2 separate regions of the Mus musculus genome follow, and region 2 is linked to region 1. The links are chromatin loops, found by intact Hi-C in ENCODE. Cell type or tissue: gastrocnemius. All regions are shown on one strand. Links, peaks and the distances in the headings refer to the core of each region. The heading gives the core; the rest is flanking DNA. Region 1 holds the start of Tbc1d22bos (TBC1 domain family, member 22B, opposite strand). Region 2 has its middle 57 kb from the start of Ccdc167.

Region 1 (15,119 bases), core at 2,537-10,536:
ATCATATTTCTTGGAAGTTGTGTTTGTTGTTGTTGTTTTTATATGTGATCTCCCAATTGGATTTTTATGTGGTATCAGACTTCCTCATTTCTGCAAGGTTGCCATTGTTTTACAAAGTCTTTGTGCATTTTGGGTGATGAAGGCAGCTGCAGTGAGGGTGGCTCCCCCTCAGAAATTGTGCACATTTGGGGAATGCTATAAAAATTATGCTTCATGGTGGCAATTTTTAAAAGTATAGCAAAACTTAAAGGGCTGGTGAGATGGCTCAGTGGGTTAGAGCACCCGACTGCTCTTCCGAAGGTCCAGAGTTCAAATCCCAGCAACCACATGGTGGCTCACAACCATCCGTAACAAGATCTGACTCCCTCTTCTGGAGTGTCTGAAGACAGCTACAGTGTACTTACATATAATAAATAAATAAATCTTTAAAAAAAAAAAAAACTTAAAGAAAAACAAATCCTTCATTCTCCCTTTATTAAAGGCACAGTGGGCCAGCGATGTGTTTTGTTCCTGCCCCCGTTCGTTCGTGTAAGCACACATGAATACTTCATGGCTGCAGTTGAGAGTCTGCTGGGGATAGTACCACTCCTTGCTCCATGCATGATTTCCCATGCCTCCTGCACTGTTATAAAAGCTTTATCATTTCTGATAAGCCTCACTTAAAATAATCTGTGTGCCTACTGTGCATGGGGTGTGAAGGTTCTTATTTTATAGCTGTTAACTCTGTCTGTCTTTCCCAGCCTTGCTTTTCTGACCCAGTATTCCTCCGTCCCCACCAGCCTCTGTCTGTCTCTGTCTCTGTCTCTGTCTCTGTCTCTGTCTCTGTCTCTGAATAACCCTTGATGTTCATATAAGCTACAACAAAAGACAGTTCTTGGGCAGGTGAGATGGCCCAGTGGGTAAAGGTGCCTGCTGCCAAGTCCGAGTGAGGATTTGAGTCCAAAAGGATCTACATTTTAGGAGAGAAGCCGCTTCCACAAGTTGTCCACTGACCTCCACACCCATGCTGTGGTAACACATATGTGTGCGTGTGCGCTCACATGCTTGTGCTAAGATATAATATGATTGAAGAAAATACCGTTCTTCAAGCAGAACAGGAATCCAGGAACTGTTAAATGTTGGGATTCTGAGTGTATGTTGTCAGCCGTCTGTGCCCCTCTAGCCCCGCACATGAAGAGGACTGCATGTAGTGAACACATTTGTTTCTAAACAGTGCCCATGGGTCTAAGGAGAGAAGCTGGCTTGTGTGCAGAGCCAAAGGGCCTCAGATGGGCATGTGGGTGCTCCGTTTGTGGGCAGGCAGAGCCTGTCTTACTGGGCCCCTCTTTATGTCAAGAAGGCTTAGTTACAGAAGCATCATAGATGGGATGCCCATGGCCCTCTCCTTTGGGTTCCTTGTCTTGTCTGCTTGGACCTTGGACCAGACAGTCTTCCATCCCTGCTACTACTTGGAATTTCCATGAGAAGTTAGAAGACAGTAAGGCTGGAGAGATGGCTCAGTGGTTAAGACAGCTTCCTGCTCTTCCAGAGAACCTGAGTTCCCAGTACCCACAATCACAGCCACCCATAACTCCACCAGGGGATCTGACACCCTCTTCTGTCCTCTGTAGGTCCCACCAGATACACACATGCGCGTGTGCACACACATGCACACACACACTTTTAAGTTAGTGTTTCTCTCTGAACGTGGCCCCGTGGCCCTGTGCTCAAGCTCTGTGGACACCTTATGTAACTGCTGGCATCCTTTTGTGTGCTGTGGATATATATATATGGTCTCACAGGGTCTCTAAAATGGTGATAGAGAGAAATGTTTCACAAGGGCATTTGTCAACAGGACCGTGTGTGTGTGTGTGTGTGTGTGTGTGTGTGTGTGTGTGTGTGTATCCTCTAGCAGTGGGAAATACCAGCACGGTAGAATTGCGTCCTAGAGGCACTCACAGGCTTGGCTCACCTTCCTTCTGATGCCAGCACTCAGGGAGTCCGTCCTTATGCTGACCAGGGTCTCTGCCCCAGCTGTCCTGTGAATGTGGTACACAGCTCACTGTGCATCTATAATCAAAGAGTTTCTGTGCACTGTTCCTGGGTTGAGTGGGGTAGCCTGTTGAGCAGCAGTCCTGAGTGGTCACTTTAAAAAAAAATCTAATGATAAATGCCAAGGGAGAATGAGGTAGGCTGGGCTGCAGTGAGAAGTGGCCCGGCTGGGGTCATGGGACCCCTGGAAATTCTGAGACACACTTGAGCAGAAGGGCAGGCTTGTCCCTCCACATCAAGTCCCCTGCTTCTCTCGGACCTGAAGAACCCCATGGCAGGTAGTGGGTGCTGTGCCCCTCTCTGTGTTTAGATAAGGCCTCTGAATTTGCTTCACCTTTTGTTTTGCAGAAGAGGACGTGGAGAACTTTGACGTGACCAACTTGTCTCAGGACATGCTGCGAAGCATTGAAGCCGACAGCTTCTGGTGCATGAGCAAGCTGCTGGACGGAATACAGGTGAGCTGCCCCCCGGCCAGGCCCAGCGCTGCCTTGGGCTTCTGCTTCCCTACTGCTCTGCTGTGTGAGGTAGACCCCACACACACTTCCCATCCACCCCCCACCAGCGCACCTCTGCCTCTTCTATTAGCTTCACTAGACAGTGGGCTAGCATCCCTCCGGGGCTGAGAAAATCACTGTGCAGCACTAGCTGTCATTACAGAGGCCCCTGGGCCCTACTGTGTACCCAGATCCTGTGGGCCAACCCCAGGGCAGGCCTCCTCCAGCCTTTCACCATATGCTGCAGTTTTAGGAATCCCTTTGTTTCCAAACACCGTTCCTAGCTGTTAGCCTTGGTGAACTTTTAAAATATATGTTTATTTTACATATACATATATATATATAATATTTTACTTATTTTTATTTTATGTGCTTTGGTATTTGCACACACACACAAACACATACACACACACACACACACACACACACACACATATATGCATCAGTCTGTGTGAAGGTATTGAATTCCCTGGACCTGGAGTTACAGACATTTGTGAGCTGCCATGTGGATGCTGGGAATTGAACCTGGGTCCTCTTGGAAGAGCAGCCAGTGCTCTTAACCAGTGAGCCATCTCTCCAGCCTGTGTATAGGTATGTGCACACGAGTGCAGGTGTTTGGAGGCTGGAAGTGTTGGATCACTGGGATCTGGAGTCTCAGGTAGTTGTGAGCCACTAGGAACCATACCCTGGAAGAGAGTATGCACTCTTGACCACTGAGCCATCTCTCTAGCCCCTGATATACTTTTAATATGCTTCAGGGACTGCAGAGATGGCACTGGGGAGGGAGGTGCCTAGCCTAATCTTGAGCTCCAGTCTCAGTGAGACCCTGTCTCAGAAAGCAAGATAGATGTTTGTGAGGAATGATACCTGAAATCTCCGTGGCCTGGGTAACACACACATGCTGGCACAGGCGCACACGCACATACCAGCAATAACGACAGAGCAGCCTGTCTCTATGAGCTCTGTCTAGGTGTAGAAAGCAGCTGGTTTGGACACTGCTCACCCTGGCTCTGTGTCCTTCACAGGATAATTACACGTTTGCACAGCCAGGGATCCAGAAGAAGGTCAAGGCGCTGGAAGAGCTCGTCAGCCGGATCGATGGTAGGTTGGGAGGATGGGACTTCTCCAGTAGTAGCCCAGGTCCCACCTAAGCTGTGACACTCGGTCCTCCTCGGCTCCCTTCCCAGTCAGTCCTTGTGGCACACTGCCTTGGCATCACTGTCTTCACAGCTCAGCGGGAAGGCTGTGAGCTCTCCCAAGGTCTTTCCACCTCATTCTGTCACCGTGGCCTCAGTTCCCTCTCAGCTCTGCCCCAGCCCCTCCCCTCTCCTTCCCAGTCCACAGCCCTGGTCCAGCCATTTGCTCTGGACACCTTCCTCCTAGAAGGACTTACATTCTCTTCCTTGTCCTCCTTCAAACCGTCATCCTGAGAGGGTTTTCTAGCAGTGTTCTGTCTGTGCCCTTCTGTTGCTGAGCCACCAGTGGCTTCCCGTTGCCTTTGCATGCAGTCTGAGGGTTGACCTTGCCTGTCACATGGTCACATAACAATCCCAGGCTTAACACAGGCTCCCCAAGCCTGGCTGACCTGCTGGGACCTGAATGGGCTGGAAAAGCTCGGCACAGCTCCCTGGGAGGCAGATAGCTGGGAAGAGCAGGTGCTTATAGGAGTGCAGCTTTCCAGCTCTGGCCAGGCAGGCACCTAGGAAGCCCGAGTGACAAGGACACTGTGGCCAGACAGACAGAGAAGGTTAGGAGTTACTCTTCCCTGCAGTGTGAACCTTGCAGGGGGCTCTGTGACCTGAGATCTGTAGGCCAGCGAGCGCATCTTCAGGGCTGCCAGCCACTGTACCAGCCATCTGTGCCTCCCCGTCTCTGCTGTGGGACTTCCTGCCCATCCCTCCTTTCCCTACCCAGTTGGCTCTCTCTCACTCCTTCCCAGGTTCTCTTGGTCATGGGAGCATCCTTGGTTTGTCTTGCTCTTTCATCTTTCCACGACCTAGAGCCTTGGTGTGCACCTTCACGTGCCCCTCACAATAGCTCTGTGCGGGGTAATGGCGTGCTTTCCCTCTGGGCCTCCCTGCCCTGCCCAGCCGCTGGCCTCTATAGTGGGCCAATTGTGAGGCCGTGGGTGTGTAGGGAAGAGGGGAGTAGGAGAGAGTGCCCGCGTCCCGCCAGGGTTCCCATGCTCTGGGCGGGCAGATGGGGGAGGACTGCCAGACACTTTCCACTCGGCCCCGGATGGGCATCTGGCTGTGTGAAGCCACTGACCCCGCATGGCAGGGGGTGGACAAGGGGCAGCTCCTGGTACCAGGTTCTCAGTCTCTGGCATCCCACGCTGGATATGACAGAGGAGCTGAGAACAGAATAGGGGCCCCAGGGCGGCACTCGGCCCCGGAGATAAGGGAAGAGGGCAGGGGAAAGGTGGGTACTGGGTGGTTCCCACGCAGGCAAGAGTCCTTAGTCCAGTCCATGGCTGGAGCGCAGGAAGGCCTTCTGTCGGGAGGTTAGACACGGATCGTTAAGAGAAAGCCTATCCCATCGTTCAAGCACAGCGGGCCTTGTGAGCAGAGACAGTCTATGGTTTTAGAGCTTTGTTGTAGAAAGCCAGGGGGAAAGAGAGAAGGTAGAAAGAGAGAGGGAGAGGCCGGCCATGGTCACAAGGAGAGAAGGGGGAAGAGAAAAAGAGGAAAGGCTAGAGAAGAAGAAAGCTTAAAGAGAGCGAGGAGGGGCCAAGCAGCCCCTCTTATAGTGGGCTGCTATCTTGTTGTTGCTAGGTAACTGTGGAGGAGTCTAGCCAGAATGCCAGAAGCTTGGGACATTGTCTACGAGACTATTAGCCACATGATTCTCTTGTGGGGGTGGTAACTTCGACAGGAGCCAGGGGTCCAGGAGACATGATCAGATGCCTTCCGTCCCATGTAGGTAGAAATTACCACCCATCGGGTACCACCGGGGTTCAAGACCTCAGCTGGACTGGAGACCAGGCTGTCTGTGCATAGCCCATTGCCCCACAGGCCATCATTCCCCTGAGCCTTTCATGCTGTCCTCTTTTGGGGAACTAAATGGCCCCCAGGGCTGGTCATCAGATGGATTCCAGACGGCAAAGTCAGTGGTTTCTTCTGCTGTCTACCTCCTTTTTTTTTTCTGGCCTAGGTAAATAAAGGCATGAAGATTAAAAATAGTGGGGTTTTTAAAAATGTGTACACTGGGCTGTGGAGCTGATTCACTGGGCTAAAGATGCTTGCTGCCAGGCCTGACATCCTGATTGTCATGGTAGAAGGAGCAAACAGACTACTGCAAGTTGTCCTCTCACCTCCACAAGAACACACACACACACACATCCCCCCCACCAACCACACACAAACCACATACACAAACACACACACACACATATCTTCCCCCAACCACACACAAACACCCCCCCCACACACACATAAAATAAATGTGCACCATGCTCTTATGATTTATGTACTTTCTCATTAGAAAGACTGCAGCAACAACAACCACCTCACAATCCCTTCATGAGCAAGTCCCCATGCCCCCTAAGCGACCCTTGTTACTGCTCCTCTTGAAGCCCTGGACTGAGCAGTCAGGCATTATTGCACAGACTCACCTTCTCATTTTCCTCCCCAAAGCCCTCTGAAATGTGAGCACTTAATCCTCATTAAAACATGAAAAACGCCGGGCATGGTGGCAGCACTCGGGAGGCAGAGGCAGGCAGATTTCTGAGTTCGAGGCCAGCCTGGTCTACAGAGTGAGTTCCAGGACAGCCAGGGCTACACAGAGAAACCCTGTCTCGAAAAACCAAAAAAAACAAAACAACCAACCAAACAAAAAAACCAACCAACAAAACATGAAGAACCCCAACGCTTCTGGGGACAGGTACACACATGCCACCTCATGGAGGGGGCTTCAGGACAATGCCCAGGAGTCTGTTACCTCCTCCTGTCAGGTGGGTTCCGGGGTCAGGCTGTCAGGCGTGATGGTAGATGCCTTTTCCTTGTTGAGCCATTTGCTGACCTCCGATTGCCCCATTTCATAAATGAGAAGACCGTGATTTAAAAGCATCCCACCAGCGGGGCTGGAGAGGTGGCTCGTGGGTCACAAGCCCTTTTCACTCTTCCAGAGGCCCCAAGTTCAGCTCTGAGCACCCAGCTGCAGTGGCTCACAGCTGTCTGTACCTCCTGGCACTCTGATGCCCCTGACTGTGCTCATGTGCACGTGCCCACACAGAGACATATACTCACATGCACATGCCCACGCGCAGACACACGCCTGCATGGTTTTTTAGTACAAGCGCATCCTAAAACATCAGTAACAAAAAGCCCACCTGTCGAGCATTAATTTCGAAGCCGTCATGCAGGGTAGGGACCAGGCTTGTTTAACTTGCTCAGGATATGATGCAGATTCCAGGGCAGGAGCCAAGTGGCAGGTGGCAGCTAGCTTCTACTGAATTTGTAGAATGATCTCCTGGTGAGTCTCCTCCTAAGAGAAAGAAGCCGCCGGGCATGGTCGCACATGCCTTTAATCCCAGCACTCGGGAGGCAGAGGCAGGCGAATTTCGAGTTTGAGGCCAGCCTGGTCTACAAAGTGAGTTCCAGGACAGCCAGGGCTATACGGAGAACCCTGTCTCGAAAAAAACAAAAACAAAAACAAAAACCCAAGAGAAAGAAGCCACCTCTGCTGGCCGTCTGTCAGGGATGCTGAAGGCAGCTGGCCAAGGTGGCCTCCAGGCTCCCTTTCCGTGCTGGCCCTGCCCTGAAGAATGATTAGGCCCAAGCAGCTAAGTTTACCTCATGCCTCTTGCTTCATGGCCAGTGCATTGCCAGGATGGCAGCAGGCACCTGGGAATGGGTTGGTGAGATGCCTGGCATGCCATAGGCCATGTGCTGACGTCAGCCGTGAGTGGCACTGGGGGGTCAAAGGTCAGCCCACAGTGGGAGGGGCTGGTAAGAAAGAGAACCTGCTCCTGGCCCCTGAGGCCTGCTGGTAGCTCTGACCTGGTGCCGCTTTCAGAGCAGGTACACAGTCACTTCAGGAGGTACGAGGTGGAGTACCTGCAGTTTGCCTTTCGGTGGATGAACAACCTGCTGATGCGGGAACTTCCCCTACGCTGCACCATCCGCCTGTGGGACACGTACCAGGTATGGAGGGACCCCTCCCTCTCCCAGCTATCCCCGTGAAGCCTCTCCACCCACCTTCGTCTTGTGTCTGCCTTTGGAATCTCTTGAGCCCATGTTCTCTGTCACACAAGAGGTTTTAAGCTGTGAGAGGTTCACAGTTGGGGCCCTGAGGCCTACCTGACTCTCGTTTTCTTTCCCAGTCTGAGCCAGAAGGCTTCTCGCACTTCCATCTCTATGTCTGCGCCGCCTTCTTGATCAAGTGGAGGAAGGAGATTTTGGATGAGGAAGACTTTCAGGTGAGTGGGCAGAAGGGCTGCGGAGTGGCCGCACGGGCCCGAGAGACTCATCATCCACTCATTCGTGGCTGTTGGTTACAGGTATGGCCTGTGAGTCACTACGGAGGCCCAGGACGTCCTGGGAAGTGAAGCGGGCAGAGGGCCGTTCTTACAGCCCACATGCTGAGGGAAGACAGGCAGTAGACAAAGTCACGGGGGTGCCAGAGGTTCTGGGGTTAAGTACACACTACCGCAAGGCCCAGCAACCTGTGTGGATCCTTAGCGGTAGGAAGGGAGGCTGCACATTCAAAGGAAGCAGTCAGGATATGCTCACCAAGAAGGCGACATTTAAGCAGAGGCCTGAGGAGGGTGAGGGAGCAAGCCATATGGCCACTGGGGCAGAGGGCGTGACTGACCTAGAGGCTTTATGTCAGCTGTGTGCCTGGCAGTTTGAGGGGTTATGAAACGAGGCCTGAATAGGTGGCCAGAGGAAGAGCAGAGCAAGCTAAGTCAGAGAAGGCAGGTAGGGCAGGAAGTTGCTGTGAGCGCCCAGCTGTTCCTGGCAGGTCTTAGGAATGGAGTGGGTACGCCCTTGAAGGCCACTCTGCTTCTCTGTGCAGTGGCTGGAGGTGGGGAGTGTGGGCACAGCAGCCACCCAGGACACTGCTGTCATTCTCCAAGGGGTCTGGCTATGGGTAGTGACAGCAGAGGTGTACATGGCCGTGTTTGGGGTCCTTTGTATCCACTGCCCAGGCTCTTTGATGGGCTGTGTTTGGACTGTGACACAGAGAGATGGACCAGAATGACTCCGGGATGGAGGCTGAGGGGTAGGGGGTAGGGAGTTCGGGGATTCGGTGTTGGGAATGTTGGATTTGAAATGTCAGCTAGGTGTGATGGTGCCTACTGTAATCCCAGCATTCGGGAAAGTTAGAGGGAGAGGTTAGGGGTTCAAGTATATCTTTAGCTCTTTTGCAAGCTTAAGGCCAGCCTAGGCTACACGAGGCCCTATTGCAAAAGAAGAGAAAGAACTTTATGCATACAAATAGAGATGCCTAGGTAAATAAATGTACAAATGTTAATGTTGTGGCTCAGCTTCTAGGAGCCAGGGTGGACTAGACACATGAACTTAGAAGCCTTTGGTTTAAGGGGCAGGAGAGATGGCTCAACAACTAAAATGCCATTTGCAAAAGCAGGTGGGGCCTGGCTTGCCAGGCCTGAGCCTTGGGAATACCGGGTATCTGAGTTGGCAGTTAGAGGCCTAGATAGCCCTCTGCTGCCAGTCTAGGTCCTAGAAGAAGCAGATCAGTGAGCAAGCAGGATTTTTGGGGAGAGGGATTATGCAAGAGTCCGTGAGGGCTTGAAATGTCCACTTCCCTTATGACGTCAGGCCTCTTGACAGCTGGCCCTGCCCTGAACTTGACCCCAGACTGAACTTGCCTGGTACTCAGAGCTGATAAGAAGAAGCAGGAGCAAGGGGCTCAAGGCCTAGGGATCGCAGTCCTTTTAAATGCATATAAGAGATGGTTTATCTATCATCTATCTATCCATCTATCTATCCTGTTCTATCTATCTATATATATAGATATATAGATATATCCATCCTCCCTCATGTAGCCCAGGCTGGCCTCAAACCACCCGTGTAGCTGAGGATGACGCTGAACTTTTTATCCTCCTCCTCCTCCCTCCCACCACCAAAACTCCCAGAGTGCAGAGCTGCAAGTGTGAACCATCAGGCTTGGGCTGGTCAGAGTTTAATACGATTGTGCAAGGCCACAGGTGTCTTAGACCTCAGCCACAGAGCTCAAGAAGACAAATCCACCCTCCCCTCCCCTCCCCTCCCTTCGTTTTCTTTTCTTGTATAGAATAGAGTTTATTCAGGGCATGGGAAGGGGAGTCAAGAGGGTAGCAGAGGCAGAGAGAGAGAGTAGAGAAGTAGAGGAGTAGAGGCTGGCCATGAGCACGTGGAGAGAGAGGGGGAAGAAGCGGGATAGAAAGCAAGAAAGCAAGAGAGGAGCAAGAGTGACAGATCCGTCCCTGACCCAGGGTACAGTTGCGGACAGTTGCCTAGGTGCAGGTCCTATGCAGACATTCAGTGAGGCACCAGTTTGAACCCTGCCCTGACGGGTCAGAGAACCCTGGTGCTCTTGTTAAGATGGACTTTCCTGGTTAGAAGGTATGTGACACAGCCGAGTCCACCTGACATCCACAGAGAACCATTGGAACATTGAAGTGGGAGTCTACGCAAGATGTCTGAGTTAATCAGATACAGTTTTAAGTTCATTTGCTATTAATTCTTTTTTTTTTTTTATATGAGTACATTGTAGCTGTCTTCAGACACACAAGAAGAGGGCATCAGATCTCATGGTTGTGAGCCACCATGTGGTTGCTAGGATTTGAACTCAGGACCTCTGGAAGAGCAGTCAGTGCTCTTACCCGCTAAGCCATCTCGCCAGCCCAATTCCTTTTTTAAAAATGATGTTGCTTTTGTTGTTAAGACAAGGTTTCTCTGTGCAGCCCTGGATGTCCTAGAACTCACTCTGTAGACCAGGCTGGCCTCAAACTCAGAGATCCACCTGCCTCTGCCTCTGAGTACTGGGATTAAAGGTATGAGCCACTACCACCCTGCAGGATTTATTATTTTTAAGTTTTTTGTTTGGTTTAGTTTCATGTATTTGTCTTGCCGACACATATGCATGTACCACGTGTGTACCTAGTACCTATGATGTCCAGAAGAGGGCGTCAGATCCCCTGCAACTGCAGTTACAGATGATGAGCCACCATGTGGGTGCTGGGAACCAGACCAGGATCCTTTGCGAAAGCAGACAGTGCTCCCTTCTTTGGCCTTCTGTCTCATTGCCTCTCCCAGTCCTCATTTGTGGCCACAGTTCCTTCTCTGCCCAGTTCTTTTTCCTTGGAGATGGTTGGGTTCCAGCATGTACCTGAGCCTGGGCTCCTAGAGTTCTTCTCTGAAAGGTGGTGGCCGGCTTCCCTCTAGTGCATGCCCTACAGACAGGCTCAATCCTGTGTTATCTCACCTGACTACGCACTTTACCCAAGGAACCACTTTGTAGAAAGTCTTCAGTGTCTTTCTGGCAATGTCTCTTCTATCACCTGCACTTGTGACCAGCACCTCTGCCCTTTGGTCATGGTCATTCGTCATTCGGTTTCTCCATCTTTATCTGAAGACCATTTTCCACTTTTTGCTGTGCTAAGGATGGGTAGCCGGGAGAGGTGGAAAGCTGCAGTTCCAGTCTCTGCCACGAGGTGGCAGAGCAGCTCCTCACAGCTAATCCTCGTTCTGTGAGAGGAGGGAAAAGGAAGGAGCAGTTTACTAGGGATAGAGTTTATTCAGAAGCATCTAGAAAGCATCTGGTAACACTAGGATTAGAGGTCAGAATGGCTCCCATCCCAGAAATGGCGTTCTTCTCCTTAGCCAGGCCACTGTTGTTGGTTTTGTTTACAAGTTACACAAAAGCATGGAATCATTGTAGAAATAGTAGAGTTTTCCAGTAAGGGTTAGGGTGTGAAAGAGGGCCAGTAAGATGGCTCAGCGGGTGAAGGTGATTGCGGCCAAGCCTGGTGACCTGAGTTTAGTCCCTGGTGTCCACCTGGTAGGAGGCGAGAACCTACTCCCGCAGGGTGACCTCTGACCTCTGCATACTACATACAAGCATACACTCCACGGAGAACAGGCACAGCCCAAGAAAGTTGCTGGGACAGGGCCTCTTCATGGAGGCTTGGCTGGTCTGGGACTCACAGAGATCTGCCTGGGGGTGGGGAGGGATTAAAGGCATGCACTACCACACGTGGCTTAACTTTTTAAAAATGTATTTACTGTGCATGAGTGTTTTGCCTGCATGTATGCCTGTGCACCACATGTGTGCCTGAAACCTATTGGAGGCCAGAAGAGGGCGTTGGATCCCCAGGAACTGGAGTTACATGGTTTTAAGTCCCTATGGGGGTACTCGGGGGTACTGTCGATCGAATCCAGATCTTCTGGGAGAATAGCAGGAGTCTCAGCATGCCTCCAGCTCACACTGTCTCTTGACAGGCGCACCATTTAGGTGAGGCTGGCTGGCCAGCAGGCCCCAGGAATCCTGCCTCTACCTCCTACAGTACTGGGATCAAACTCAGGGACTCTTGCTCCTGACGGGAGCGGTTTACCAGCTGAGCCCCCTCACCAGCCCTAGGATGAATCTTTTTATAATTAAAAAAAAAAAAAAAGGAGAACTATCCCAGTTCTGAATAACCAAAACGAATGAACGAATGAGTGAACTCTAAAAACCAAAACAACCAAGTCCAGCTGAGAAGCAGATGTAGGGCAAAGGCACCAGCTTGCCGTAAGAGCCACCCTGCGGCCCTGCGGCGGCAAGCACGTGGTGCCTCCTCTTGGCACGTGGCTGGCTTCAATCTCTGCTACCAGTGTTTTGAAGAGGCACGTGCCTGTGTATCAGAGAATTGGGGGGGAGAGGGTGTCAGACTTCTTGGGCTAATCAAGGACTCGAGGCTGCATGATCATGATGTTAGGGGGCAGCCGGCTGGATGGTGGGGCTCACGTGGTCCAGGAGGAGGTCCTCCTCAGACACAGGCTCACAGAGACCAAAGGCCTGCCTTCCCTTACAGGGCCTCCTCATGCTGCTGCAGAACCTGCCCACAATCCACTGGGGCAATGAGGAGATCGGGCTGCTGCTGGCTGAGGCCTACAGACTCAAGTACATGTTTGCAGATGCCCCCAACCACTACCGCCGATAGGTGCTGTCTCCCCTGGGGACCCAGACTGCCCCCATCTCTGATGGCAATTTCATCACTGTGGCCACCGTGGACCCCGGCCAGGAACCACTCCTGCTGTACAAAGCTCGCCCCACACCGCAGCCGCAGCCACCACCACCACCGCCACCCAGGTCTTAACTTCCCAGCATCCATCACTTCGTCTCTGGGTGTGTCTGGGACGACTGTCAGTATTCTGTCCCGTGTGGATAGGCCCGGCTCTGGGAGAGGGCCGAGAGGAGGTGAGAGTTGTCCTTCCCTCTGGAAGACACTGGACAAAAAAAGGGGAGGCCCCGGGTCTGCCCCACAGTGTCCCACACGCACCCGCGGCCGGCCGGCTCTGCCCGGGAACCAGCTGGTGACGCTTTCTCTTACTTTCTTTTTTTAAACAAGGAAAACACACATTTTCTAAAATGCCCAAGGCATAGAACATTAGGCTCTGTGCTGTTGCTTCTGTGACTCAGTTTGATCTGGTCACTGGTCAGAGACACTTTGTTTTCAAAACACTCCGCACCTCCCTCCTTTTCCCTCATCCCCCCCCCCCCCCCCAGTCCTCCTGTCCCAGATGAGCCAGTGACACAGTGAGTGAGCCCTTCCTTCTCAGGCGGAGGAGTCAGGCCTGTGCTCAAGGGCTGGGAAATATGTTTGTCCTATCCTCACAGATTATCTGTTCCCTTGTGAGTGGAGTGTGCCCGAGTATGTGTGTGTGTGTATGTACACCCGCGTGCATGAGTTGTATGTATGTGAGTGTGGGTATGTGAGCGTGTATGTGTGCCCGCGCGCGCACACATACACATGACTGTGTGAGCGTGTGTGCGTGGTGTGTGTGTGTGTGTGTGTGTGTGTGTGTGTACAAGCCCATCAGCATTTTGTCACATGTCTGAATTTGTGTCCAGACTAACCCATCAGAACCGGTTGGGAAGGACCCCAGGGACCAAGCATCTGATGGTCCCTCAAGAGGGACCAGGGCCGGGGAGGGAGAAAGAGGGTTATTTAGTTCTGTTTTAACCACCTCTTGGAACCCTATTTCCAGGGTGAAGCACTCCAAGATATTATGTATAAATTGTGTTATTATGTATATGGGTAAAGGTGTACAAATCTATGTCCTCTTTGTAGCAGATAGGATTTTATATTTATAGCGTGCATCGACACGTGAAAGCGAGCTAGGTCATCAGCACAGATGAAGATGCTTAGGGGAGGGGCCTGGGGCCTGGAGGAGGTGGCTGGAGGGTGTGGCCAACAATCAGTGTCTCCACCTTCCCCCCTCTCCCCTTTCTTCCATCCTTCCGTGGCCTCTGTCTTTCCCTTCTCCTCACCCCAGGAAGGACTGTAGAGGCAGAAGGGCTCCCTCAGGTTTGCCGGCCCAGCCTTTGTCTTCTCAGTGTAAGTCAGCACTGTGGTCAGGACGGAGCTGGTGACAAGTCAGTGCCAAGAGAAGGTCCCTGTGTGTCCCCAAGACCGGGAGCTCTTCCTGGAAAGTGGCATTAAGTGTCCCCTACTGCCACCATCACACCCCGAGGCTCAGGGGACAAGGACACACGCTAGAGTTCTGGCATTTGGTAGTGGAGAAAGGATGGAGGCCAGTGGTTGTCGTCCCCTTGGGGTGCCAGGCAGAGTTCCCAGGTGTGACACCGTGAAGCTCACTTCCTGTGTCACTCACCTCAGGCCACACCTCACCCCTGTGAGTTAGCTCCCTCAGCCAGGCTGTTTCTCAGGCGTTCTTCCCATCCCCCACCCTCCCCTCCTGCACCTCAGTAGCCTCCTTCACTCTCTGACCCTCCCTCCGACACACTGAGTAAAGACAGAGACTTGTGTTCCCAAGTGGTGGTTTTATTTTTTTAGTTTATGTCTGTCTGGGAAATTGTGGATAAAGTGAATGGACTGTAAATAAATGGTGTTTCCTCCTCCGTCGGGGCTTTGGTTTCCTGGTGTGGTTTGGTTTGTTCGATGGTGCTTGTAAGTATTGGGGGTGGGGGGGTCATCAGGGCTAGAGCAATGGCTTAGTGGTGTAGAGTGCCCACTGTGCTTCCCAGCACCCACAACAGCTGATTCATGCCTGCCTGGGAACCTCTGCAAACACTGTACTCATGTGACATATATTCATAGACAGACAGACAGGCAGACAGACAGACACACACACACGCATAGATAGATAGATAGACAGGCAGACAGACAGACACACACGCATAGATAGATAGATAGATAGATAGACAGACAGACAGACAGACAGACAGACAGATAGACAAAATCTGCAGAAAGAAATGGGTTAAGCCTCATATAGGACAGCGGCATTCCCAGGGGACTCGAGTCCCTACGCTGGACAGAAGACTGTGGGGAGAGTACCTGCTTCCTCAGCTGCTGATTGCTAGAGCCCCTGGTCTCACGTGGCCGCACAGGGGACAAAGCCTTACTCAGATTGTTTCTCAGGC
Region 2 (15,119 bases), core at 3,101-11,100, 170 kb after region 1:
CCTGTGGCAGCTCAGGACGTTATGGCACAAGTGTGTGGCTGAGAAGGTCTACTTGTCCTGTGGCAGCTGAGAAGCAGAGAGGAAAGAAACACATGAGGGGACCTAATGTCTCTTCAAAGGTAGGGACCATCCAGGAGGGCCTATGTCCCCCTAAAAGATCCACTACTTCTCAACAGTGACACACATGTGCTGACCTCTGCCAAGCCAGAGGGATGTTGCAGATTCTAAGCGTATGTCGGGAGGAGCAGGGACCAGGGAAGCTTGGCTGCTTCTGCCAAAGAGGCCTTGCTGTATCCCCAAGAGCATGAGATCTAACAGAAGCCAATCCAGGGGTGGACTTCTCCACATATGTTGGCCAACTCTTCCCCGGGACTCTCTTTTATCCTCGAATTTAGCAGGGAGAGCCTAGATTAGGGCCAACACACCAGGGTGCCCAGTATATCCCAGAGTTAAGACCACCTCACTGGTCTCCCCTCACCATGGCCCCCAAAGTATGTTCTGCGTTTCCTTGGATCTTGAGGTAGTGACTGAACATGGGGCTGCTGTATGGATTTGTTGAGGGCTCACCCCCCCACACAAATTAGGGCCCCTTTCCCACACCCACCTGGTGCCACACCCACTTTTTTCTTGCTGACCTGGGAGGGTTTTGACTGTGGTCTGGAAGAACAGGTGGTTTAAGGAGCTCCCCACTGCTAGAGTATGGGGCTCTTGTCCTCTCTAACTCTTGGGTTTGTCAGTTTGTCATTCTGTAACTGGGAGTTGCTCCTTTGTAGCTGTTGGTCTGGATTGTCATTCTGTAGCTGGGAGTTGCAGCTGTCTGTCTGCAGCAGATCTGCAGGTGCATGGACGGCTGGGGGGTGGGAATGGCGGAAGAGTATTGCAGGAACAGCTTGGGTTTTTGCTTAGGCCTGGGTTCTGGAGAGGCAGAGATTTGCTTCCCTTTCCAGCCTGGCATTCCTTTGCTCCCATACAGAATAGGGTCTGCTTCCTGTCTGTCTTACTTCTCCCTACAACCATCTGGCTAGAGCACTATTAAAATTCCTTCCCACAGGGAGATCGCCACTCCTCTGAAGGTCTAATAACAAGCTGAGGCACAGTTCCCCCAAAGTTCACTCCGGGAAAGCCAAGGAGTTTACTAGGTTCCTTCCAGAGCATACTTGAGGGGTTACTAACAGGGACCTCCCCTCCCTAAGATGCCACACCAGAAAGTCTTTACCCATCAGGAACTGCGGGCCGACTTCCCACAGCAGCACTAATTGTTCAAGTTCCACTTCCCTAGTCTTCCCTAGCCTGTGTACACTCTAGCTCTGTCCCAAGGCCACATACAGTTAGAACAGAATTACGTACAACGGGCCAAATACTCAGGCGAGGGTCTCATGACCCTCCCCAACCCCTGTGGGGGGCACAAACAGCAAATCCAGCTGGGATGAGCCTTTATAAGCAGGTATAGCTGAACTCCTCAAGATGGTGAGTGATTGGCTCAGAGGACAGTCACACACAAGCAGGCCCTAGAGTTGAGGCATAAGCAGTTGGGGTACCACACAGCTCAGACCCCAGCCGACTCCTCCAACAGAAAGATCTCCAAGGAAACCCCTGCTTGTGCCTCAAGCAGACCCCCAGCCTCAAATCTCTGCTGCTTGCTTGGAAAGGGCCACACCTCCTCTCTACTTTTCAGTTCATCCTAGGGCTGACGAGATGGCTCAGTGGGTACAGGAGCTTGCAGGCAAGCATCACAATTTGAGTTCAGCCTGCAGAACCCGTGAAAACTGGCTCCCTCGAGTTGTCCTCTGGCCCCCACATGCTGTCTGTCTGCGTTACCGAGTCTTTCTGCTGCACTATATGATTTATTATTATTTTTAAAGATTTATTTATTTATTATGTGTAAGTATACTGTAGCTGTCTTCAGACAACCCAGAAGAGGGCGTCAGATCTCATTACGGATGGTTGTGAGCCATCATGTGGTTGCTGGGATTTGAACTCACAACCTTCAGAAGAGCAGTTGGTGCTCTTAACCGCTGAGCCATCTCTCCAGCCTTCGTCGTGTTTGCGTGCACACGTGCATGGGGCCCAGGTATTCGGTGAGTTACCCCATTGCTCCCCACTTGGTTTTGGGAGAGAAGCTCTCTGGCTCTCTGGGAAGTTCACCAGTTTGGCCAGCCTGGTCCTCATGCCTCTGGCCCTGCCCAACGCTGGGATTGGAGATGTTCATGCTCGCTGGGGATTCGGGCTCGGGCCTTCCTGCCTGTGCGGCAGACACTTTACCCACTGAGATGTCTCCCCTGCCTCTGCACTCTGCGTCTTGGCTCTCTTTGTCCCTGCCTGCTCTGTTTGCACCCCCACATCTTCTGGGTCTCACCCCCTTGCCCTTCTAGCTGAGACAGCCCCTCTGTTTGTCACCAGCTCGTGCTTAGAGAGCTCACAAGGCAAGTGAAGAGAAAGGGAGGGGATTCTAACACCCCAGCCAGAAACCTGAAGCAAGTGTCGGTGGTGCAGTATCACTGCATAAACACACAGCTGTCCCCTTTACCTCCTCCTGGCAGAAGGGGAGGACCACAGGGGAGGACCACCAGGGAAGGGAGACTGGAAGAATGAACCCAGAGCAGAGATGAATGGTGGGGCCCCGAGAACCAGGCAGAAGAGCTGAAGGCAGCAGTCAGGACAAAATGTGGGTGCAGGTGTCCATGACAGCAGGCACCTCGCTAGGGACTTTCGACATTGATGGCTGGGCAAAGGGAGTTGACATAAGTCTATGACCATGGGATGTGTGTGTGTGAGTGCGCGAGTCTGTGTGTGTGCATGTGTATGTGTGTATGAGAGAAAAGAGAGAGCCTGTGTGTGCATGCATGCATGCATGTAAGTACACATACATAAGCCAATTATATGTAGGCATGACAGTCATTGATACAATTTGCTGAGAACTCGCTGGGGCTCCCAGCCTCTAGGTAGCACTTCCTGACTACCCCTGTGGTTGGAAGGGCCATGTGACCAGTTCTGGCCAATCAGCATTCTTAGCCAGTAGAATTTACTTTTGTGTCTCAGAGGCATGCAAGATCATGTCTCCTCCCCCCCCACTTCCCGCCCCGGCCCCGCAGGTGTGAGCTGTAGCATTTCCGACAGCCTGCCTGGGTCCTGGGGCTGTTTATGATGAGCCAAGCCCAGGAGGGCCTGAAGCGTGAGCCAGAACTGAACTTGGCGGTTTGATCTGACTCCTTACTGCAGTGTAACTTGGCCTACCCTGTCTGATACAAGATCTCATATGTTTACTTAATCATGTACGTGTACCCAACGTGTATGAGGAAGAGTACAAATCTCTGTGTCCTTTAGATTTTATTTAAAATTTCATGTTTGTGTGTGCGTCTGTGCTGTTGGGAGTCACCTTTCCCTCCACCGGGTAGGTCCTGGAGATTGAACTCAAGTCATGCCGGTTCAGGACTTGGCGGCATGTATCTTTAAATCTTTATCTGATAAACCACCTTTCCCTCTGCTGTGTTTCTGACACACACACCCAGCCTTGAGCAAACCGAAGACATCCCCTCCTCCCACCCCCTCACACCTCTCTTCACAGTGAAACATGGGGGTGCGTGTGGCTCTAACTCCAGCAGCCTTGCCTCTGCAGCTGCTCTCACTTCCCCGAGGGAGCCTAAGGTGGCTTTTTCACCGACTTCCGGTTCCATTTCTGATCCCCATATTGCTGGCAGAATGATTCACTCTGGGGTGGGGATGGCGACCTGAACTGGGGCCACTTAGAACTTTGCTGTTGGGACCATCAGGGAAGCACAGGTCTTCCCTTTGGGATGAGAGGGGGCAGGTCTTACCAGGGAGGGGTGCGCAGTCAGGTAGATGGATGCTGAGAGGAAGAGACCACAGGGTGTTGGCCTTGGCGATGCCCGATCTTACTAATGATGCTGCCTGTGGTCACTGTAAGATCCTACCTGGGCTAGGATCTTACTGTTTGATTGATTGATATTGATTGCTTGATTGGGACAGGGTATCACGTGTCTCAAGCAGGCCTGGAACTCACTAGGTGGCTGAAGATGACCTTGAACTTCTGATTCACTTGCCTCGAGTTCCTAAATGCTGGGACTACAGATGTAATCCCACGCCGGTAGTTTGTGCAGTATGGCAGATTGAACCCAAGCCTTGTGAATGCTGGTCCCCTACCAACTGGGTTCAGAGCCGGTCTGGGGTGGATGTGCTGGGGAGAGCTGGCATCTGCCAGGACCATGTCCTGAACCAGCACAAGTTGCATCTTTGTGGCTGGCCCTGACCATTGAAGTAAGTCCCTCTTCCCTGCCTGACACAGACTAAGAGGAAAAGATTCCTCCCCTCCATTTTTCTTGGATCTGAAAAACCAGAAGTCCCTCTCAAGGGGCCAGAGAGATAACTTTGTGGGTAAAGGCACCTGTCGCCAAGCCTGACAGCCTAAGTCAAGTCCCAGGAACCACATAATGGAAGGGCAGAACCAACTCCTACAAAGTTGTCTTTGTTCCTCCAAGCCCATGTCTTAGCAGGCAGGCAGGCAGGCAGGCAGGCACAGACAGAGAGGCAGACACACACACACACACACACACACACACACACACACACACAAATGTAATAAACACATTGTTAGATCCCCTTCAGAGTCTATCCACATCTTTTCTAGTTTTAAGGGACGCTACTACTCCAACGGATTGCATGCCGGGGAGGGGGCACCCCTCTTTAAACTTTAGCTGGACAGTTAGCATCCCTCGCCGGTTTCTCTCCTCCCAGCCCACACCCTCATTAAACTGTCCTTGAATGACTCAGATGGAACGACCCCTGCTTCCTGCCAAACTGGATCATTAATAAGATGTCTAGTAGGCATGACGTACTGTTGCCAACTTCACAGGCACCTTCAGCGCTTCTCATAGATGCTCTCAGCTGCTCCACATCTGCCTCTGCTGCCTCCTGTGTCCTGTCTGTGACCTCACACTCCCCACTCCCACTGCGGTACTTCTCCCAGGGACATAGCCACCCTATCAGGTTCTTCCCACTGCCTCTTCTGATCCAGGCCCAGTTCTTTCTCCTGGCCAGTCAGCTCTGGTCCCCACAGGGTCTTTAGCCACAGTGGAGGCTGGGAGTCCAGCCTTGGCCCATAGACTCTGGTCAGAATTTCCAACTGCTCCTGGAAGCGAGGTTGGGTATTCTTGTTTTTTTGTTTTGTTTTGTTTGTTTGTTTGTTTGTAATTTTTTTTTGAGACAGGGTTACTCTGTGTCGCCCTGGCTGTCCTGAGCTGACTCTGTAGACCAGGCTGGCCTCCAACTCAGAAATCCACCTGCCTCTGCCTCCCAAGTTCTGGGATTAAAGGCGTGAGCCACCACTGCCCATCGAGACTGGGTATTCTTTTTGTTTTTTTGTTTTTATTTTTCTTTAAAGATTTATTTATTTATTATATGTGAGTACACTATATCTGTCTTCAGACACCCCAGAAGAGGGCATCAAATCTCATTATGGATGGTTGTGAGCCACCATGTGGTTGCTGGGATTTGAACATTTGGAAGAGCAGTCAGTGCTCTTAGCTGCAGAGCCATCTCTCCAGCCCCCGAGGCTGGGTAGTCTTGAACGCCTCAAACATAGCACATTCCAAGTTGAAACTCCTTCCCTAAGCCCACTCTCCCTCCATGTGACCTTTCAGAGTGTGAAATAGCCATTTGCCCCCGCACAGAATGCTGTCTGGACGTCCATTTTGCCATCTGTTTCCTTCCTCCCGGGTCCTGTCCAGCCTCAGCATACTGTCATGGCTCTCTGCCATCCACCTTCACCATGCAAGGCTCCTTGAGTGACTCCCAGGCTCTCACACTCTCTGAAACCACCCTCCTCATTCCACATCTGAGCCTGAGACTCCCCTGCTCAAAACCATCCCAAGACAAACTGGACCTGCTGTGATCTGCCCCAGTGTCCCTCTCTCATGCTGACTCCTCCAGGGCTCTCACCCTGGGAGCATGGAGCTGCCTCCAATGCCCCACTCCGCATCACTCTGCCTTGGCTGACCCAGCCTTTCTGAACTTTGGCCCATCCTGGTCAACTTTGGTCAGTCTGTCTGTCCGACTATCCCTCCCTTTTCCCCTCCCCCTCTGTGCTTGTTTTCCTGTTGCTTTCTCTTCCTTCCTTCTTTCCTTCCTTCCTTCCTTCCTTCCTTCCTTCCTTCCTTCCTATCTTCTTTCTTTCTTTCTTTCTTTCTTTCTTTCTTTCTTTCTTTCTTTCTTTCTCTCTCTCTCTCCCTCTTTCTGTCTTTCTCTCTTTCTTTAGACAGGCTTTCACTATGTAGACCAGGCTGGCTTCAAGCTCATAGAGATTGGCAGGTGCCACCATGCCTGGTGTCTTGCTTGTGGCTTAAAGCTACTTTGCTGGCATTTCCTTCAGGTAGGAGCAGGTGTGCCAGTTGGTTTGCTTCGCTCTCAAGACATATAAGAGGGCTGTGACATAGAGGAAGGGAAATCCCTCCCCACTGCTAGCTACCCCTGCTAAGAGTCTTCTCTTATAACCTTCCTCCCTGAGTTTGATGGTAGCCACAGAGCTGTCGCTGCCAGGCAGTAGGTTGCTCAACTAGCCGCTGAACTTTTCTGGGCTTTCCCTGCAGAATGTTCTGCAGGTCCCTGGGAATGCATTTCTTTCAGTCAGTGACTTTGTCTCCTCTGCATGACTGTTGGCCCTTCCAGGAGCTACCAAGAAACTTGGGCTTCAACTCTTGACAACTCTTCTCACAGAATCCCAGTATTCTCTTTAACCCCACTCCCAGGTCCTCTCCTGTCTTATCCCTTGTACCATAGTTGAATCCCAGGAAAGGTTCCTCACAAGGCTGTCCATCACAGATCCTGCTCTCTCTACCCGCTGGTGTTGGGGCTGCTGGAGCAGGCTTGAACCTTCATGCTGGGCTCAGCTCGAAGGAAGAGCTCATCAGCTCACCCAACTTCAGCCCCACTCTTCTTGGAATCAGACTCTGCATTTCCAAGAACAATAACTTGACTGGCTATTTGAGGGAGGAACTGGCGTCTAGGGAGTAGGAAGAGGAAGGTAGAGAAAAGGGAAGGATTTAAAGCATGGCCAGAAGACATGGGACATCGCAGGGGAGCGACAGGGAATGGCTCAGATACCTAGGCCAAGCAACTTACCGTGAAGCCTTTCTCTTGCCCTTCCATGGGGAGCAGTTTTCAATCAGGACCATTTATGAACCTGAGGAATGGGAGGGAGGAGAGGAGGATCACGTGGTCCTACCGTCACGGAAACCATCTCTGACCGGGTCCCGAACGCGAGCTCCCCCTTGTGGGTAGCAGAAGAGCAGCAACCACCGCTGCCATGCCCAGTCACACAGGGTGAGCACAGGGTGAGCAAGGTGGCGGGAGGCAACTTGATCTATCAGCAGGTCGAGCCATTCATTATCTCCAGGCACATCCATCATTATCATCATCAGTCCGTGAGATGGTGGCCTTTCTGATCAGTCCCATCCTGCTATCTGTCATGGATGCCTGGATAGTTCCTAACTGTCACTGAAGGCTCTGGGTGTCTCTGCCCACTTGATGGCTCTTTCCTCTGGGCCTGAGTCCAGGAAGTTCCCTTTGAGATTCTCCCATCTGGCCTCCTTGCCTATCTAGTCTCCAGGCATTTGTCATGGTATGGACTCAGTCTATGTCTGTTGTCTCCCTCTCTCCTCCCTCCCCTCCTCCTTCCCTCTCTCCATGTGTATCCACACACCTATTACCTAGCAGCAGCCCGTACATCATGCAGACCCTATTATCCATCATTTATCTACATATGTATCATTCATGCTTCCAGCCATCTATTATCCATCAGCTCCTTGAAGCCTCTTTTGAAGTCCCGCACTTTGCCACCGGGTTAAGGCTGTCAAGACTGCTTTCCCCAGCCAGGAGAACAAAGACACCAAAGCGACTTAGAGGGAACAGAGCAGCCACTGGGGGGCTGAAGGGAGGGCAGGATTAAGACAGCTGGGGGTTCAAGTTTAGAGGAGAGTAGAAAGACTCAGAGATGTGTCAGATCAGACCCTTCCACTCAGAACTTTAGTCTGTGTCTCCGTGACTCATGACTCTTCTTTCTCTCTTACACAGAGACCCAAGAGGACTAGGTGCCATTTGCTGCCAGGGAGCCTTATGCTGTATACAAGTGGGGCTTATTTGCCAAAGGGGTGATGATTTCTGAAGGGAAGGCTGTGTGATGGTTTGTATATGCTTGGCCCAGGGCATGGAACTATTAGGAGGTGTGGCCTTGTTAGAGTGGGTGTGCCACTGTGCATATGGGCTTAAGACCCTCATCCTAGCTACCTGAAAGTCAGTCTTCCACTAGCTGCTTCAGATGAAGATGTAGAACTCTCAGCTCCTCTTACACCATGCCTACCTGGATGCTGCCATCCTCCCACCTTGATGAAAATGGACTGAACTTCTGAACCTGTAAGCCAGCCCCAATTAAATGTCTTCCAAAGAGTTGCCTTGGTCATGGTGTCTGTCACAGCAGTAAAACCCTAAGACAGGCTGCGTGGGGCTGTAGCCCATGCATCTGACGGTCATGGGGCCAAGAGACAGGGATGGAGCTGTGACGGGGGCCAAAGGTCCCTTCACATCACGTGTGTGCGCACTCTTGCTCGTACTCACCCAGAGTGACAGGAATCCAGATATTTAGAGCCAGGAGTCCTTTTAGCTAAAGAATTCTTGCTTAGGCATCACCAGTCTCTCTTGGTCTCACACTGATTTTGTAAGCTTTGCTCCTCGTGATGCTGAGGCAGTGGCTAGCTTGCCAGCATCCCTCCTGCATGGTTTCCTGAAGGAACCAGTGGGCTATGGTTCTTGATGCCTTTAGTCTCCCTGCTTCCTCTTGACTGCTGCCCTTCCTGTGTCCCTCACACTCACAGAGGCAGCAGAAAGAGGAGCAGAAAGAGCCCTTGCACCCGGGATAGAGCTCTCTTTGTGCCGATTTCAGAATCCCACACCTGGAGCACAATCAAGCAGGAGGGAAATCTCCTAGCTTGCCAATTAGTAGGAAATGCCCCAAGGTTCTGTCTGCCCCAGAGAGACAGGGCAGGCAAGGGACAGAGAGTTCCAAAGGTGGGCTCTCAGTCTCAGGACACACAGTGTAGGCTCCAGATTTCCAAGTCGTGCCCATGAATGTAAAACTCATTTCTGTGGGTTCCCGAAGACTTCTGGCAGGAGGACCTGCCAAGGAACAAGGTTCCCAGAAAGGCCAGAGCGAGGTCCATATACTACAGGCTGAGTGAGCATGCTACTGCTGTCCCAAACGTGCTTCCTTGGGTCAGGAGAGGACTGGGATGAGGGCTCAAGAGAACACTGAGACAGATTCATTAGATGAATTATTAACACGGTGGACATTCAGGCAGATTGATGACAGCATTTGGGGTGCTAAAGAGAGGATATTAGGGCCCATGTGATGGAAGTGGGGGGGGTTTCATAGATTTCGGAGGATGGGGGAGGTTTCACAGTTCAAGCCTAGCCAGACTTTCTGACTCGCAGGGAGGAAGCAGAGACCAAGGAGAGCAGGACATGTGGCCACCAACCCCCCCTCTGGTGCAAACTCCCTTCCCCGGGTAAGAAACCCTGACACTTGGAAGTCTGTTAGCCAGAAACTCACGGACAATGTTGGTAGCTGTTAAAGGGGAAGGGCTGCCGGGATTAGTGCCTGAGATCAGATGGATTAAAAAAAAAAATTGTGTGTGCCTGCGTGCGTGCGTGCGTGCGTGCGTGCGTGCCTGCAAAGGCCAGAAGGTGGCATCAGACCCCTCGGAGCTGGAGTTAGAGGCGGTTGTAAGGTGTCTGATACGGGTGCACCATACCGTGTATCAATGGCTCAGCAGTCAAGACTACTGGTTGCTCTTCTGAAGGTCCTGAGTTCAATTCCCAGCATGGTGGCTCACAACCATCTGTGATGGGATCTGATGCCCACTTCTGGTGTGTCTGAAGACAGCTGCAGTGTACTCATATGAATAATCAATCAATCAATCAATCAATCTTTGAAAAAAAACCCCAAAAACCTTTAGTTCTGTACAAGAGTGGAGGGCGGTCTCTCGGCCCCAGCTGCTGGATTCTGATATTGTGTGCTCTCTCTTTGATTCCTGGATTCTGACACCCAGCTTGCAAATGAGTTTAGGGCCTGGGGTAGGAGAGACAGGGGTATCCGGAACTCCAAGGGTTAAAGAGCACTTAGCAGCAGCACATAATAAAAGAAAAATGTAAGAGAAAGAATATCCTAAGAACTTAATAAGCCACACACAAAATTATCACGATTCTTTTCCTAGCCAGTTGAGTTTTCAGTGATTAAGAAAATGCAATTTCCTGTAATTAAATCTTAACAAGGAATGTTATTAAAAACACTCTGTCCCAGCTCCTGTAATAATTGTGTGCTACCCCAGAACAGTAAACAGAATTAGACTTTGCCTCGCACATGCTAATCCATGCGTCGTTTCGATCAAATTTGTCCTAATGACCTGTTGTCTTCTGAGACAGGGAAGGCAGGCAAGAGGCAGCCAGGCCCGAAGGCCAGACAGGACCCTGTTCTGGAAGCTGGCTTTGCCTGGGCTGTGGTGGGATTAACCTTACTGAGCACGGACTGCATGCCAGACCCTGAGCTCAGCAGGTTGCATGGTAATGTAACGTGAGATTTTACTTGTATCCCACATAGCCTGAACTTGTTACACAGATGGAGGCTCAGAGGTCTTTCTTCTTTGTTCCTTTGAGACAGAGTCTCACAAGGTAGCTCTGGCTGTTCTGGAACTCACTATGGAGAGCAGGCTAGCCTCGAACTCACAGAGATCTGCCACCCATCCCCCTTCCTGAATGCTAGGATTAAAGGTGTACCTCCATACTCAGCGCTCAGAGAGCTATTTTAATTTCCCCCAAGCTCATGTTGATTTTACACACTGACTCTGGTATGTGGCTTACAAGTCTCTCTCTCTCTCTCTCTCTCTCTCTCTCTCTCTCTCTCTCTTCTTGTCCCCTGAGAGTGGCACTAGCCAATACTTCTATCCCTTGGCACTCTGGCCACACAGCAGGGGACTGGGGCCTCTACTCTGAGGATTTTTCCCTTTGGAAAAGCCAAAAGGTTAGAGAAGATGTTGCTAAGAGATCTGTGTGAGGCGAAGGGCTGGTGTTTGTATCGGGTGAGTTGGGGGCTCTTTGCATGACCCTTGAATTTAGCTGAAAAGAAGACTCTAGAACAGTTCAGATGGGCTGACGTATGGAGCCGTGACAGTCATGCTGCCCTGCATGCCCGTAATCTCAGCCCTTGGGAAGAGGAGTAAGAGGGATACAGAGTTTAAGGGCATCCTTGGCCGGGCGTGGTGGCACACGCCTTTAATCCCAGCACATAATAAAGGCAGAGGCAGGTGGATTTCTGAGTTCGAGGCCAGCCTGGTCTACAAAGTGAGTTCCAGGACAGCCAGGGCTATACAGAGAAAAACAAAACAAAAACAAAAAAAAGGGCATCCTTGGCTATGCAGCAAGTTCGAGGTCAGCCTCGCTACAGGAGATCTTGTCTTAAAACCAAAGCAAGGAAAAGCAACTAAACAAACAAAACCCCACAAATTAGGAAACTCTGCTGCTTATCCCGCATCGGGTGTGAGCGCATGTAAGAGCACGTGTGTACACATATAGACATGTGTGTGACAATAGAATGACCGTTTGGTCATAGACAAATGTGTGATTGTGTATGTGTGTGAATGTGTCTGAGTGTGCTCCACAGTGTGCTCCCTCGTTGACAGGGCTAGGAACAGCACCGTAGAGGTCTAGTTCCTAGTTCTGTTCTTCCAAGCACAGCCAAGCCTCCCTTGGCGGCTCTCCCTATGCATGACCACCCCAAAGCCATCCTGAGCTTGCAAGCGCAGAGGCGCCTGCATCTCCGTCTCTCACACTCAGCGTCTAATTAGTGCACCTAATTAAATCCCCACTGGAGAGAGAGGAAAGCTCTGTTCTGAGGCTCTGGAGACTGGGTAGCACAGCCTTGGAAGGCTCCACCCCTCCTCTCTGTGATTAGTGCTCATGCTCACTGGAGACTGGATGGGAGGAAGGGGTGCTGAGGACTTCTACAGGCAAGACTCTTGCTCCCCAAATGCAACGCATTTACTGTGTGTGGCACACTGCACGGGACTTCCAGGAAGGAGGTGAGATGGGAAATGAACAGGACAAATAGGTTTTTACTCTGTGCCTGTCCTGTGGTCACTCTGCCTCCAAATCTTCATCCCAGCCCTCACTTCGTCTTTCCTGTCTCTGGCTCATCTCTGGCTGCTTCCCCCACTACTCATCCTTCTAAGAGTGTGCGGAGTCGTTCCGTTTACCAGCCTGCCTCCTCTGACAGAAAGGAACTCAAGGACTATTGGGACTATTGAGATAGCCCAATGGTTAAGGAGCATGTAAGGACCAGAGTTTGGCTCCAAGCACCCACACTGGCTCCAGGGGATCCAATGCCTTCTTCTGGCCATCTGTAGGCACACACACACACACACACACACACACACACACACACACATTAAGCAAAGGGGAAATCCTCCACTGGTCCAGTGACCTTGCTTCATGCCTCTACAGACCCCCGTGGTCTGCTCAGCAAAAGGTGATAGAGCTGCCCAGGGAGCCCCGGGAGGTAGAAGGGATGCCCAGGTCCTGCCTCAGGATCTCATCATGGACAAGCCCTAGGTGATATCCTGACACATTGCCCTGCCAGCAGAGTCTGATGTGGGGCGCCACTGCTGGTGACTGACTTCAGGTGGAGTCAAAGAGGAGACAGGGTAGTCCCCAGGAAGGTCTGAGACTTGACCCATAGGAGGTAGGACATGAGAGTATGACCATCACATGACACTGACCCTCGGGGCCAGGAGACTGGCCTTTCTACCCCTCCCATCAGGCTGTCACTGGCTGCCAGGAGCTCAGGATTGGGCCATGGGACAAGCGGGCTGAGGGAGCTCTCTAAAACAGAGGCAGCTGTGGACCTTTGCAGGGGGGGGGGGGCGGGGCGGGGAACAGACGGGTGGGCCTGAGTTCCTGGATAAGGACAGCACCTCCCCTCCCAAGAGCCTCTAGTGAACCCCTAGCCTCCAGGGTTCTCTTCATACTAGGTATGGCTTCTGGGTCTACCTTAGGAATGAAGAAAGTGGAGGCATGCATGGTTGGTGAGAGTTTTCATCTTAATCCTGAGTTGAAGGATGACCATTCTAATGTGAACACACGCAGTGTCTTAGTCTCTTCGGGATCCTAAAGTAGAAACCCCTCAAGTAGATAGATACCCAGGAGGAATGTATCACCCACCACCCTGGAGGCAAGGAAGAGCATGGGCAAGCTACCAGCACATCTGGGGTCTGGTGAGAAGAGCCTTAACTCTTGGTCTTCCTGCCTTAGCCTTCTGGTGCTGGGACCACAGACATGATCCCCTGTCCAACCAGAGTGTCTCTTCTAAGGGCATAGACAGAATTCACAGGTGGAGCCCTCACTACCCAGCCAGGGCCTAAAGGCTTCATCTTATACCATCAGGGACTAGGTTGCAACTGAGGAACCTTGGGAGACCCAGACCCTTGAAGCACAGCAACTTGGTTCATGGCATGTTTATCTCATCTGGACACTCATTCTCTGATTTCCCTTGCCCTCCCGTAACTGCCCTTGCACATTCTCCCCCAGCATCCCCCAGTGGCCTCCACACTGGAAGAAGAGCTCCTCCTTACCTCAAGACAGCACCTAGGCTGGCAGAGAGCTCGACAGAGACAGGCCTGTGGGAATTCTTCTGAGCTTGAACAAGGGGGCCCAGCAGAGGGCTTGAGGTACGAGCCCTTGCCCTGAGATAGGTTGCCAGGCCTAGGAGACAGGAAGTTTGGAGAAGTTGGAGGACCCTGGAGGAGGCTGGTCTGGAGCCACCTCAGCTGGGTATCTCAATGCCTGGCCTCCTGGAAAGGTGTCAAGCCTGCTGCAGTCATGACCTGTCAGGACCCTGATGGCAGTACCCCCTTCCATGGGCTCTGCTGGGGAAGAAACCATGGGCTAAGGGACGTGGGTAGATTCACAGGAAATGAAACGTGCCTGGGAAACGCTGCCTAGCTTGACTAGTAATTGGTCCATCAGTAGGCATGTGACCCACTTCAGGCCAAAGAGCTGCAGAGAAAGCCACTGAGACTTGAGAGTGCACCCCGGGATCAAAGCCTGCTCCTTCTTTCTGTCTGGAATACAGCTACACGCAGGTGAATCGCCTGGAGCTATGGCGTTATCTTGTGACCAGAAGGCAACGTGGCTGAAGATTAAAAAGCACATCACCCAGAGGACCGAGTCACTAGAGCCCCCAGAATGCAATGGGAGGCTCTGTTCTTTATAACCTAGTCACTTACAGCAACAGAAAACGAGCCTAGACAGTCCCTGTCTATATCCATTGCCTACGTGACAGCTCAGGTATGAGCAAGCCTTGTCTTAGCAGAACCAGCCGGCTTGAACTCTTCAGTGGTGGTCCTTCCCCCGAAGCCCCTGGATGGATGGCTATGGGGTTGAGGGGACACTCCTGCATTGGAGCTAGGTGGACTTAGAAATTAACCTCATGCCTGCTGGGGTTTCCTCGAGATGCTCTGGATCCCGTCCTCATTCTTGTGAAACAGATGCAGAACACACATCTGCATGGCATTATGGTGGTGTACGCGTACGCCTGTAATCCTAACGTTGAGATGAAGCAGCAGCAGAAGTTCAAGGCCCATCTGAGCTACAGGAAACCTTGTATTAGTAGTCAATGTTCCAGAGTAAAAAGAGGGTATAAAACGAATCTCTCTATATCCATAGAAAGGGGATTCACTGGGATGATTTACAGGCTGTGGTCCAGCGAATCCAACAATGGCTGGCTGAGAACAGAAAGTCCAAGGATCCCGTAGTTGTTCAGTCTATGATGCTGGCTGTCTCCGCTGGCCTTCTGTCTACACTGGAGGCCTGAAGAAGTTGCTCTAATGCCAGCGAAGAAGTGGACCAGCGAGAGCAAGCCAAGACCAAAGCTTCCTTCTTCTATGTCCTTATGTGAGTTTCCAGCAGAAGGTGTGGCCCAGATTAGAGGAACATTTTCCCAGCTCAAAAGATCTGGGTTAAAACTGTGTCTTCCCGCCGGGTGTGGTGGCACACACCGTTAA

Evidence for each region. Hi-C counts contacts between places; a loop is a spot of excess contacts. Peaks named below come from ENCODE experiments on the same cell type or tissue, not always from the same donor. Only the 100,000 strongest peaks of a DNase experiment are listed, where the experiment ranks them.
Region 2: it touches region 1 in a loop (2.3-fold over the local background); 9 of 42 quality-filtered maps call a loop at or near these places.

Annotation. Positions count from the first base shown.
Region 1 is chr17:29,592,298-29,607,416 of GRCm38, forward strand. It overlaps Tbc1d22b (TBC1 domain family, member 22B), which reads left to right. Exons shown (of 13, transcript NM_198647.1): 9 at 2,380-2,486; 10 at 3,551-3,626; 11 at 7,542-7,669; 12 at 7,849-7,944; 13 at 12,547-14,511. The coding sequence ends at 12,675. It overlaps Tbc1d22bos (TBC1 domain family, member 22B, opposite strand), which reads right to left and starts at 4,008. Exons shown (of 4, transcript NR_045447.1): 1 at 3,919-4,008. It overlaps Mir7667 (microRNA 7667), which reads left to right and starts at 3,241; the gene lies at 3,241-3,303. In gastrocnemius, for the core only: no CTCF peak of the experiment used is centred there; DNase peaks (open chromatin) are centred at 3,746, 4,133, 4,299, 4,722 and 2 more places.
Region 2 is chr17:29,766,282-29,781,400 of GRCm38, forward strand. No RefSeq gene overlaps it. Among named protein-coding and RNA genes, the nearest start is that of Ccdc167, 57 kb to the left of the region's middle. In gastrocnemius, for the core only: a CTCF peak has its summit at 7,283 (motif pointing left); DNase peaks (open chromatin) are centred at 5,755 and 7,292.